Linked DNA regions of Mus musculus: region 2 is linked to region 1. The links are chromatin loops, found by intact Hi-C in ENCODE. Cell type or tissue: gastrocnemius. All regions are shown on one strand. Links, peaks and the distances in the headings refer to the core of each region. The heading gives the core; the rest is flanking DNA.

What was found. Hi-C counts contacts between places; a loop is a spot of excess contacts. Peaks named below come from ENCODE experiments on the same cell type or tissue, not always from the same donor. Only the 100,000 strongest peaks of a DNase experiment are listed, where the experiment ranks them.
Region 2: a loop joins it to region 1, with 3 times the contacts of the local background. A loop is called at or near these places in 14 of 42 quality-filtered maps.

Annotation. Positions count from the first base shown.
Region 1 is chr17:34,107,677-34,112,380 of GRCm38, forward strand. Brd2 (bromodomain containing 2) reads right to left here. Exons shown (of 13, transcript NM_001204973.1): 13 at 4,343-4,704. Among named protein-coding and RNA genes, the nearest start is that of Brd2, 13 kb to the right of the region's middle. In gastrocnemius, for the core only: a CTCF peak has its summit at 1,940 (motif pointing right); a DNase peak (open chromatin) is centred at 1,994; H3K27ac peaks cover 753 bases.
Region 2 is chr17:34,031,466-34,036,169 of GRCm38, forward strand. It overlaps Rxrb (retinoid X receptor beta), which reads left to right and starts at 347. Exons shown (of 10, transcript NM_011306.4): 1 at 347-758; 2 at 1,362-1,579; 3 at 2,090-2,246; 4 at 2,557-2,736; 5 at 4,189-4,361. The coding sequence starts at 533. It overlaps Slc39a7 (solute carrier family 39 (zinc transporter), member 7), which reads right to left and starts at 225. Exons shown (of 7, transcript NM_008202.2): 1 at 1-225. In gastrocnemius, for the core only: a CTCF peak has its summit at 2,862 (motif pointing right); DNase peaks (open chromatin) are centred at 1,489, 2,165 and 2,769; H3K4me3 peaks cover 902 bases; H3K27ac peaks cover 1,081 bases.

The DNA of each region.
Region 1 (4,704 bases), core at 730-3,229:
GCACACATGTGTGATCCTCCACTTGCACTTGGCACACGTGTGATCCTCCACTTGCACTTGGCACACATGTGTGATCCTATACTTGCACTTGGGAAATAAGAGCAGGATGACCCAGGGATCTGAGGCCATCCTAAGCTACAGGACTCCCTGAGAACCCAGCCTGCCACAGGAGGACTTGTACTGTGGGTACCATAGATTACCATCATTTGCCTACTGCAATGGTAAGGATGTAGTGTGTGCTGTTTCAGCTCTTATTCCTGTATGGCTATATCTTAAGTGAAAGCAAATAAGCAAATTCTAAAACCTTGAAAATATATGAAATATTTTTTTTTCAAACAAGAGGAACGAGGCTGTCTTCAGTTTAGTTAGTATCAATGGCGGATGAGAAACTAGAACTACACTGGCCAAGGAAATGACGATGCTTGCAGGAATCCTCACCACAATTCACCTCTTCAGGAAAAGCCACGGGCTGGAGAGATGGCTCAGAGGTTAAGAACACCGACTGCTCTTCCAGAGGTCCTGAGTTCAATTCCCAGCAACCACATGGTGGCTCACAACTATCTGTAGTGAGATCTGATGCCATCTTCTGGTGTGTCTGAAGACAGCCACAGCTATAGTGTACTCATATAAATAAAATAAATAAATCTTAAAAAAAAAAAAAAAGGAAAGGCCAGTCAGTTCTAGGACTGACATTGCAGGAAAGAAAGTATTTCATAAATGAGCAGTGCTTCCTCATAGCCATTGATTCTGAGGTGGGGGAGCTGCAGCTAATAACAGCATTTCATTCCGGCTCATAAGACAGGAAGATCAGGACAAACTTGGGGCCAGCTTTGTGTACACAGAGACCCTGTTATAAAGAACAGGGCTTGGCAACTCCCCTCCCCCCCAAATACTACCCAAAAGTTCATGCTGTTCGAGGCTAAATAGATCCTTTTCTTTTCCAACCTCAACTCAAATGCTAGTTCATCTGACAGTATTCGACATTCTCACTTGGCAAATAGGAATACTTCTGTATTTGCATGACAGAGAAACAAAAGCACTTAAGAGTCTGTAGTCTGGTGTCTAACAAGAAAAGGTTGGGGCTGGTGAGATGGCTCAGTGGGTAAGAGCACCCGACTGCTCTTCCGAAGGTCAGGAGTTCAAATCCCAGCAACCACATGGTGGCTCACAACCATCTGTAACGAGATCTGACTCCCTCTTCTGGAGTGTCTGAGGACAGCTACAGTGTACTTACATATAATAAATAAATAAATAAATAAATCTTTAAAAAAAAAAAAAAAAAAAAAAAAGAAAAGGTTGGGAGTTATCTTGACCATGTTAAAGTTACAGGCTTAGTACCCCAGAAAGGGAAGACTTTAAAAAGGCAAGCAGAAATGAGACGAGGAGGATGGGCCCTGAAACGTGGTGGCTAGCTGGACAACTTAGGCCGGCAAGGCCTAACTGACCGGGGAACAAGAGAGGAAACAAGCCAGGGTCACTAGGCTGAAGCTTGCATGATAAATCCCGACCTCTAGGATTAACAGCTGACTGTAGAGGTGCACATGTGTGTAAGCACAGGGAAATGCTTATTACACGGATGACTCGCCAGGTTAGGGATGTACCTCAGTGATACCTGGCACCAAGGGGCATGTTTGGAAAGCAGGTCTTTGTGGACATGTTGAGTGTTAGCAGCCCTATGAACACTACCATCAGGCAGTTGGACTGTAAGGTCTATAGACAGACTGGATAGTTGCTCAGAGAGTTATCAAGGTGTAACAAGGGATATCTTCCTCGAAGCGGAGGCTCTCTCCAGCAAGGGCTCAGGTAACAAGAGACAAGGCCTAAGACCTTATCTATGATCCTCCACAGTACAAGAGTGAAGGCTCCTGTTAAAACATGGAAGAGACCCCACAGACGAAATGAATGAAGATTTAAGTGGAAGTCACAGGCATGACCAACAGATGGCACCAAAAATCCCAGTCTCAGGTAAGTTCCTCAGTGTGTGCCAGCGCAGCGAGCGGCCCCTCAGTCAGACCAGCTTTCTACTGCTGGGAAAGCTGTTTTATCTACAAAATCCCTGTTCTAATGCAGTGAAATCAACCTCCACCTGCTGCTTCAACCTCAGTAGCTGCAGCTATACACAGACAGCGGTCTCCTCGCCCACTTTCCGAGCATAGCAGTAAGTAAGCCCTTGTAAGCCCAGTATAGAGGGTATAGATTCTGGAGCCAGGCTGCCTTGTCAAATCCTATACCTCCGTTGACTATGCTGACTTGGGGCAAACTGCTTAGCTAGCTCTTGAGCCTCCCTCCCCCTCTAGCACCCCTCCCTCCAGTCTACTGAGAGGTTATTACAATACACACCTTGTCTAAGGTTACCATGACAACCAAATTGTTTCTGGCACTGTGCTTGGCACACACTAATTGTTCCTTGTGAACTATCAGGAGATGCCTGCTTTATAGAGCTGCCACTGGCCATGTGGGTGAGCACTCATCTTCCATTTTTTTCCTGCTTTAGCTTGACTTTACTCAAGCCATTTCTTCTACCATTTCTAGCCCCCTCTTTTCTGATCACAGAAAGCTGTCTTACTCCAGCCACATCTTGTGTCTAACTAACGTGCTGTCTTGTGTACACAGAGAATAGGCTGGCAGTGCTAGAGACCCACACCATGGCCTCCTAGGCACTTATCCTTCAAGCCAACCTGCTCTTTGGTCCCGCTAAACCAGTAGTTCTAACCAGCTCTGGCACTTGTCCTGGGAGTTTTTCCATCTAAACCATGAGGGCTGGACTGGGATGTAAGAGACAGCAGGCACCAGCTCCTTCCCAGTGCCAGGCTGATCCCAGAAAGGCAGCGGCTGTGGAAGGCAGAACTCCAAACCAGCACAGAAGGAAATACCCGGCATTCCACCATCAACCCTGGCCTCCTTACCAAAGAGCATTAGAAACCCAGACGAGCCGGGCGGTGGCAGTGAACGCCTTTCATCCCAGCACTTGGGAGGCAGAGGCCAGCCTGGTCTACGGAGTGAGTTCCAGGATAGTCACAGATAGAGAAACCCTGTCTCGAAAAAACAACAAAAAACCCAAAAACACCCAGATGAAGTCCAGACACTTAGAGAATGCCTAAGAAGAGAAGGTAGGACCTTTGACCAGATGGGGAAGGAGGACGCTGTTTGGGAGATAAACTGACCAGAAATTCCTGGGAGTGCAGCACATGTTTGGGGACCTTTTTCAGTTCCAGAGAGGTTGACCCAGGCCTTCCTTCTCTTAAACTGCTTTAAGGTTGTTCTTAAGGTGTCCTAAGTTATGCTGGAAGCCAACCTAGCTATTAGTCTGAGCAGAGCAGGTATTAAGCTACTTCTAGTCTCCCCAAATTACTTTTTCTAAAAAATTACTTTATGTATAAGTACACTGTGCTGTCTTCAAACACACAAGAGGGCATCAGATCTCACTAGATAGTTGTGAGCCACCATGTGGTTACTGGGAATTGAACTCAGGACCTCTGTTAAGGTCAGTGCTATTAACTGCAGAGCCATCTCTCCAGTCTCTCACCCTCCCACCTCCTTTTTTTTTCCCCCAAGACAGGGTTTCTCTGCATAGCCCTGGCACTCACTTTGTAGACCAGGCTGGCCTCCAACTCAAATCTGTGCTGGGATTAAAGGCCTGCACCACCACTCCCAGCCTTTTTTTCCCCCCCAATTACTTTTAAACCTTATAAAAATTTCCTCAAATTTCAATTGAAATCCCTACTCCATTCCATTTGCCTTTAAGTTAAATTCCTGTCACAATCCCAGGGAAATTCCTCCCACTTTTAAAGACCTCTGAATTCACCTTCTTAGGTCTAGGCTTAGCTGGCTTTCCTTCCTGTAGAGGTTAACTGCTGTTTTTCACCACCTTCACCAGTCCTATCACTCTTACTCTCCACTTGCAGGTATATATTGACTCACTTGTGGCAGAATGAACTGTCACTATTTTGGACACTCCTCAGCCTCTGCTCCCATTTCCTTTGGTACACTAAACTAAAGCCTCACTTTGAAGAGCTGTGCATCACACAGCTCCTGAATGAAGACTTGGAACTTAAGACAGAGTGGAGTGCCTTATAACCTGGTTGAACTCAAACTAAGCTATCCCCTTACCTGTTTGGTCACTGATAGGTACTTAGTACCAGTCCTTGTCTAGCACTCTAGGCTTCAATTCTTAGCACTCTTAAAAGACAGACCTAGGGGCCAACTGGGGGATATAGCTAATGATGATGTGATACCCAGCACCGAATCAAGCAGAACAATCGCCACCCACCCCAGCACCAATAATACTCAACCATTTCTTCTGAGCCACTTTGAACACAGAAACAAATCTCACTAAGAAAACTAACTCAAAACTTCAATAATATTTTCTTTATTTACATGTTAGACTCAAGAAAGAAAAGACAGTCTTGGGGCCAACTGGAGAGGTGACTAAAATCCCCAGGCCCCAAATGGAGTGGAAGTAAAAGGGAAAAGTAGAAAAAAAAAGTCAATGTAAAAAACAAAAAGAGCTCCCTCTTCTTCCCTCCCCATGGAAGCTGGAGGGAGGACCACGGCTACACACCCCCAGCCTTACCACATAGCTTAAATAAATTAAAACCTCAAAACAGGGCCCTTAGAAGTGAACAGGACAGCTACAGCTCAGGGGGCTTTATGCCAGGCCTATCCCCACTCCCACCCATACCCTTGCCCCACCCCCATCATCCT
Region 2 (4,704 bases), core at 1,488-3,987, 75 kb before region 1:
TCTCTGGGCCCGCGTCTCTATGGCCCACTGGTTGGGGTAAAGGCCTGGAAAGCGCCGTAAGGGAGCAGCAGGGACCTCTCACCGGCTCCGGGATCCTCTCGGTTCTCGGTTTGCTGGGACGTGGCACTCACGCCTCGAGCTCCCGCGAGATCCGGAAGCTCCCTTTCTTGCCTGCGCCCCGATACCTTTACCAACATGGCGGCGCCCCGAGGGCGGCGCGGCCACGGCGTCAGGACGCATGCGCAGAGCTGGGGGGTTATCCGAGGGGACGGCGGGCTGGCGGGCACCGCCTCCTCCGTTTCCACCTCGGCGAAGGGGCGGGAGCTCAAGGCGAGACTTCCCGTCTGTACAAAGATGGCGGCCGCGCCGGTGCTGTCATCTCAGTGCCGAGCCGAGCGCGGCTCTTGAGTCGCGCTGCCACAGGCCGCGGCCTGCTCGCCTCCGCGGCTTCGTCGCGGCCCCCGAGTCCCCCGCTGTCCCCCCTGCGCGTCCCTGGCGCCTCTCCGGCTTCCCCGCCCTCGGCCCGGGCGTCATGTCTTGGGCCACTCGTCCGCCCTTCCTCCCGCCGCGGCATGCCGCGGGGCAGTGTGGGCCGGTGGGGGTGAGAAAAGAGATGCATTGTGGGGTCGCGTCCCGGTGGCGGCGGCGGCGGCCCTGGCTGGATCCCGCGGCGGCGGCGGCGGCGGCCGGAGAGCAGCAAGCCCTGGAGCCGGAGCCGGGGGAGGCTGGCCGGGACGGGATGGGCGACAGCGGGCGGGGTGAGTGTCCCGTGGGCCCGGGCCGGCGCCCCTCGCGCCCCCTCCCCGCGCTCCCGCCCCCTTGTTTGTAAACACGCGCCCTCGACGTCCCGAGGCCCAGCGCCCTCCCCCGGGGCGGGGCGCGGCGGGGGAGCTTCCGCCCTTCAGGTTCGGGCCCGCGGCGGGGCCTGCGTGCGCGGTCTCGGGCGTGGGAAGGACACCGTTCCCCGTGGGCTGGAGGACTCTGGGCATTCGAAGGCTGAGCTTACGCTCTGGGACCGGGTATTTCTGCCATACTCTTTGCCCCGAATGTTCTAAGTTGGGGTTGGACGAGGGGTTCGCTGCTACACCTCCACGTGCTGCTTCACAGCCCCCCCTCCCGAGGTCAGCTTGGGATGACCCAGTAGCCCCGCCTGACCTGCCTCCCTTTTTGTCAACCGCCTCCTCTCACGACTATTAGAAGTGAAATTGTTGTTTGGCCACTTGGTATTTCTGAACTCCAGGGTTGCGGGCTGTGGTGGGTCAGGGAGAATTAAAGTGTCCATTTGGATGATCAAAAGGCTCACTTTCTCTTCTTGTCTCTCCTGTCCGTGTGTGTCTGCCTTGTACGTACCCACTTCTCAGATTCCCGAAGCCCAGACAGCTCCTCCCCAAATCCCCTTTCTCAGGGGATCCGTCCGTCTTCTCCTCCTGGCCCACCTCTTACCCCTTCAGCACCTCCACCTCCAATGCCACCCCCGCCACTGGGCTCCCCCTTCCCAGTCATCAGTTCTTCCATGGGGTCCCCTGGTCTGCCCCCTCCGGCTCCCCCAGGATTCTCCGGGCCTGTCAGCAGCCCTCAGGTGAGAGAGAGGTTGTGGCCTGCTTATTGCCACTGTGCCTTCAGTTCCTTGTTCTCAACTTCTCACCCCCACTCCCCATCTTTGGGTGAACTTCCCCAAAACCCGTTGATCTTTCTAGTTCTCTAATCATAGCAAGCCTGTGGTCTCGGACCCCTTGCTCTTCCTGAAGGGGGTGGTCTGTGGGGGTGCATGCTTCATCAGCTCTGTTTTGAAAACAAACCCTAAGCCTGCAGGGAATATTTTTGATGTCCTGTTCAGCTCACGGTGGCTTTGCTGCCCTTTTCGCTTCAATATGCCTGCCCTTCTAAGACCTGTGCCCTTCAGGGCCACTGTAGCACAATTACAGAAGGGTGGACATCACTCTTGGTGTCACGTGCAAGGAAGGCCCTTTACGTTAGACAGTAGTGTCCCCAGTACCTTCTGGAATAGTACAGGGCTTGCTCACAAGCAGGAAGTGGTTTGCCTGACATATGAGAGTCTCCTGTGACTTCCCTGTCTCCCCCATCCCAGATCAACTCCACAGTGTCGCTCCCTGGGGGTGGGTCTGGCCCCCCTGAAGATGTGAAGCCACCGGTCTTAGGGGTCCGGGGCCTGCACTGTCCACCCCCTCCAGGTGGTCCTGGGGCTGGCAAACGGCTCTGTGCAATCTGCGGGGACCGAAGCTCAGGTATGGGGCTCAGCACAGCCGTAGAAGAAAAAAGCACGTCGGGGCTGTTTACCACTGCCTATGGGGCTCCCAAGGGTTCTTGAGGCTGGTCAGAGCAAGGAGGCCTATGGGACCTTTAGATTCATATCAGATGTGGAGAGGGGTAGGAGTGGGGGTGCTACATGGTTTCTGGTCACCGAAGACTGAGTCACCTTTTTGGATGAAACACAGGAAGGATTTAGACTATGTTCCCTCTCTGGGCAGATTGGTAAGAGACTCCCTAAGAAGGAGGTCTCCACAAAACTGTCTTAACTGCCAACCTTTCTCGTAGGCAAGCACTATGGGGTTTACAGCTGCGAGGGCTGCAAGGGTTTCTTCAAGCGCACCATTCGGAAGGACCTGACCTACTCGTGTCGTGATAACAAAGACTGTACAGTGGACAAGCGCCAGCGGAATCGCTGTCAGTACTGTCGCTATCAGAAGTGCCTGGCCACTGGCATGAAAAGGGAGGGTAAGGGCCTGCCCCGGCCAGGCCTCAGTCACAGGCCCTTCTCCAACCCTGTGGGAGAGCCCTGAGGAGGAACAGGGGAGACTGCTGAGGGCCCCATGGCCTCCATATCTTGGGACTTTGCTCACTTTCTCCTCCAGGGGGCGCAGTTGGGTTTCTCTTTCCTGTCCTCCACAGCTTGGTACCTCTCAGTGTCTCTGTCTCTGTCTCTGTCTTCATGGTTGCATCTCAGGGTTCATCCACCTCCCAGCAGAGTTTGGCCCTAGGGCGAGGTGACCTCTTTCCTCATGGGTCTTTGTTTCCTCTCCTCCACTGCACACAGCCCTTCCCTCTTTTGATGCCATGTTCTTTCCCTAGTCTCCCAGTCTTTCCTTGGACCTGGTTAAACTACAGAATCACTGAAGAGGTCGGGACTTGGTGTCTCTCCTTCTGTCTCTAAGCAAAGCTGACTCCTGGAATTCTAAGAGATATTTTAGAGCTCATTTTGGTCCAATTCCTGCTTTAAAAAAGATGAAAGTCAGCCCTCCCGGGGTTACCCCAGCAGAGTGATAGGACCAGCATCAGAACACACACCGTCCAGACCAGACCAGGCTCTTTCTGCTGCTGCTCTTTAGTTAGCAGAGCTTAGAGTTTGCCATCAGGAGTGTCTGCAGTCAATGTATAGCCCTGGCTATCCTGGAACTCACTCTGTAGACCAGGCTGGCCTCGAACTCAGAAATCCGCCTGCCTCTGCCTCCCAAGTGCTGGGATTAAAGGCGTGCGCCACCACCACCCGGCTCATCGTTTTTTGTTTTTTGGTTTTTTTTAAAGGTTTATTTATTATATATGAGTACACCTTAGCTGTTTTTAGACACACCAGAAGAGGGCATCAGATCCCATTACAGATGGTTGTGAACCACCATGTGGTTGCTGGGATTTGAACTCCAGACCTCAGAAAGAGCAGTCAGTGCTAGAGCTTTATTATAGAAAGGCAGGGGGGAAGAGAGAAGGTAAAAGAGAGGCCGGCCATAGCCAAGAGGAGACAAAGGGGGAAAGGAGAGAGAGAGAGAGAGAGAGAGAGAGAGAGAGAGAGAGAGAGGAAAGGCTAGAGAGAATAAGAGGGGGAGAGTGAGAGGAGAGGAGAGTAAGAGCAAGAGAACAAAGGAGTGAGAGCAGTCAGTGCTCTTAACCACTGAGCATCTCTCCAGCCCTCATCCTTGATTCTTGTACCCTTCTCTTTTTATCTGCCTATTCGTTTACTTTTTGTGTGTTTATAATTTGTGGCGGTGGGGCCAGAGCTCAGGGTCTGGTGTGTGCTGGACAGATTTGCTTTTGGACTCTTCTACCCTTCTGATCCTAATTACCTCCCTGGTCGCTTTATCTCAAGGGACATTGGCCCTGAGAAGGCCCCAAATGAGTTTCAGACAACCCCATAGTTGGCTTCTAATTTTGCACTTCTCTTTCCCCACCCCACAGCGGTTCAGGAGGAGCGTCAACGGGGGAAGGACAAAGACGGGGATGGAGATGGGGCTGGGGGAGCCCCTGAGGAGATGCCTGTGGACAGGATCCTGGAGGCAGAGCTTGCTGTGGAGCAGAAGAGTGACCAAGGCGTTGAGGGTCCTGGGGCCACCGGGGGTGGTGGCAGCAGCGTGAGTGATGGGATTGATTCTTTCTCTCCTGGGGTGGGGGTTGGGAGAAGGAGTCGGGTATGTTCCATCTCCCCTCTTCCCTTCTTTCAGTCCCTCCTTACCTTGCACTGAACTAAAAGGCCTTTCAATAATCTGAGGTGAGCCAGGTGTAGCGATCCATGCCTATAATGTCAGCACTTGGGAAGGGAGAGACAAGTGGATCTCCATGAGTTCAAGGCCAGCCTGGTATACATAGCAGGTTTCAGGCCAGTCGTGACTACATAGTGAGACTCTCTCTTAGAAAGTCTCGTCTCTGACACGGGGTGAAAGCTCCCTCTTCTCTGCTCCCATTGGACAGTCCCAG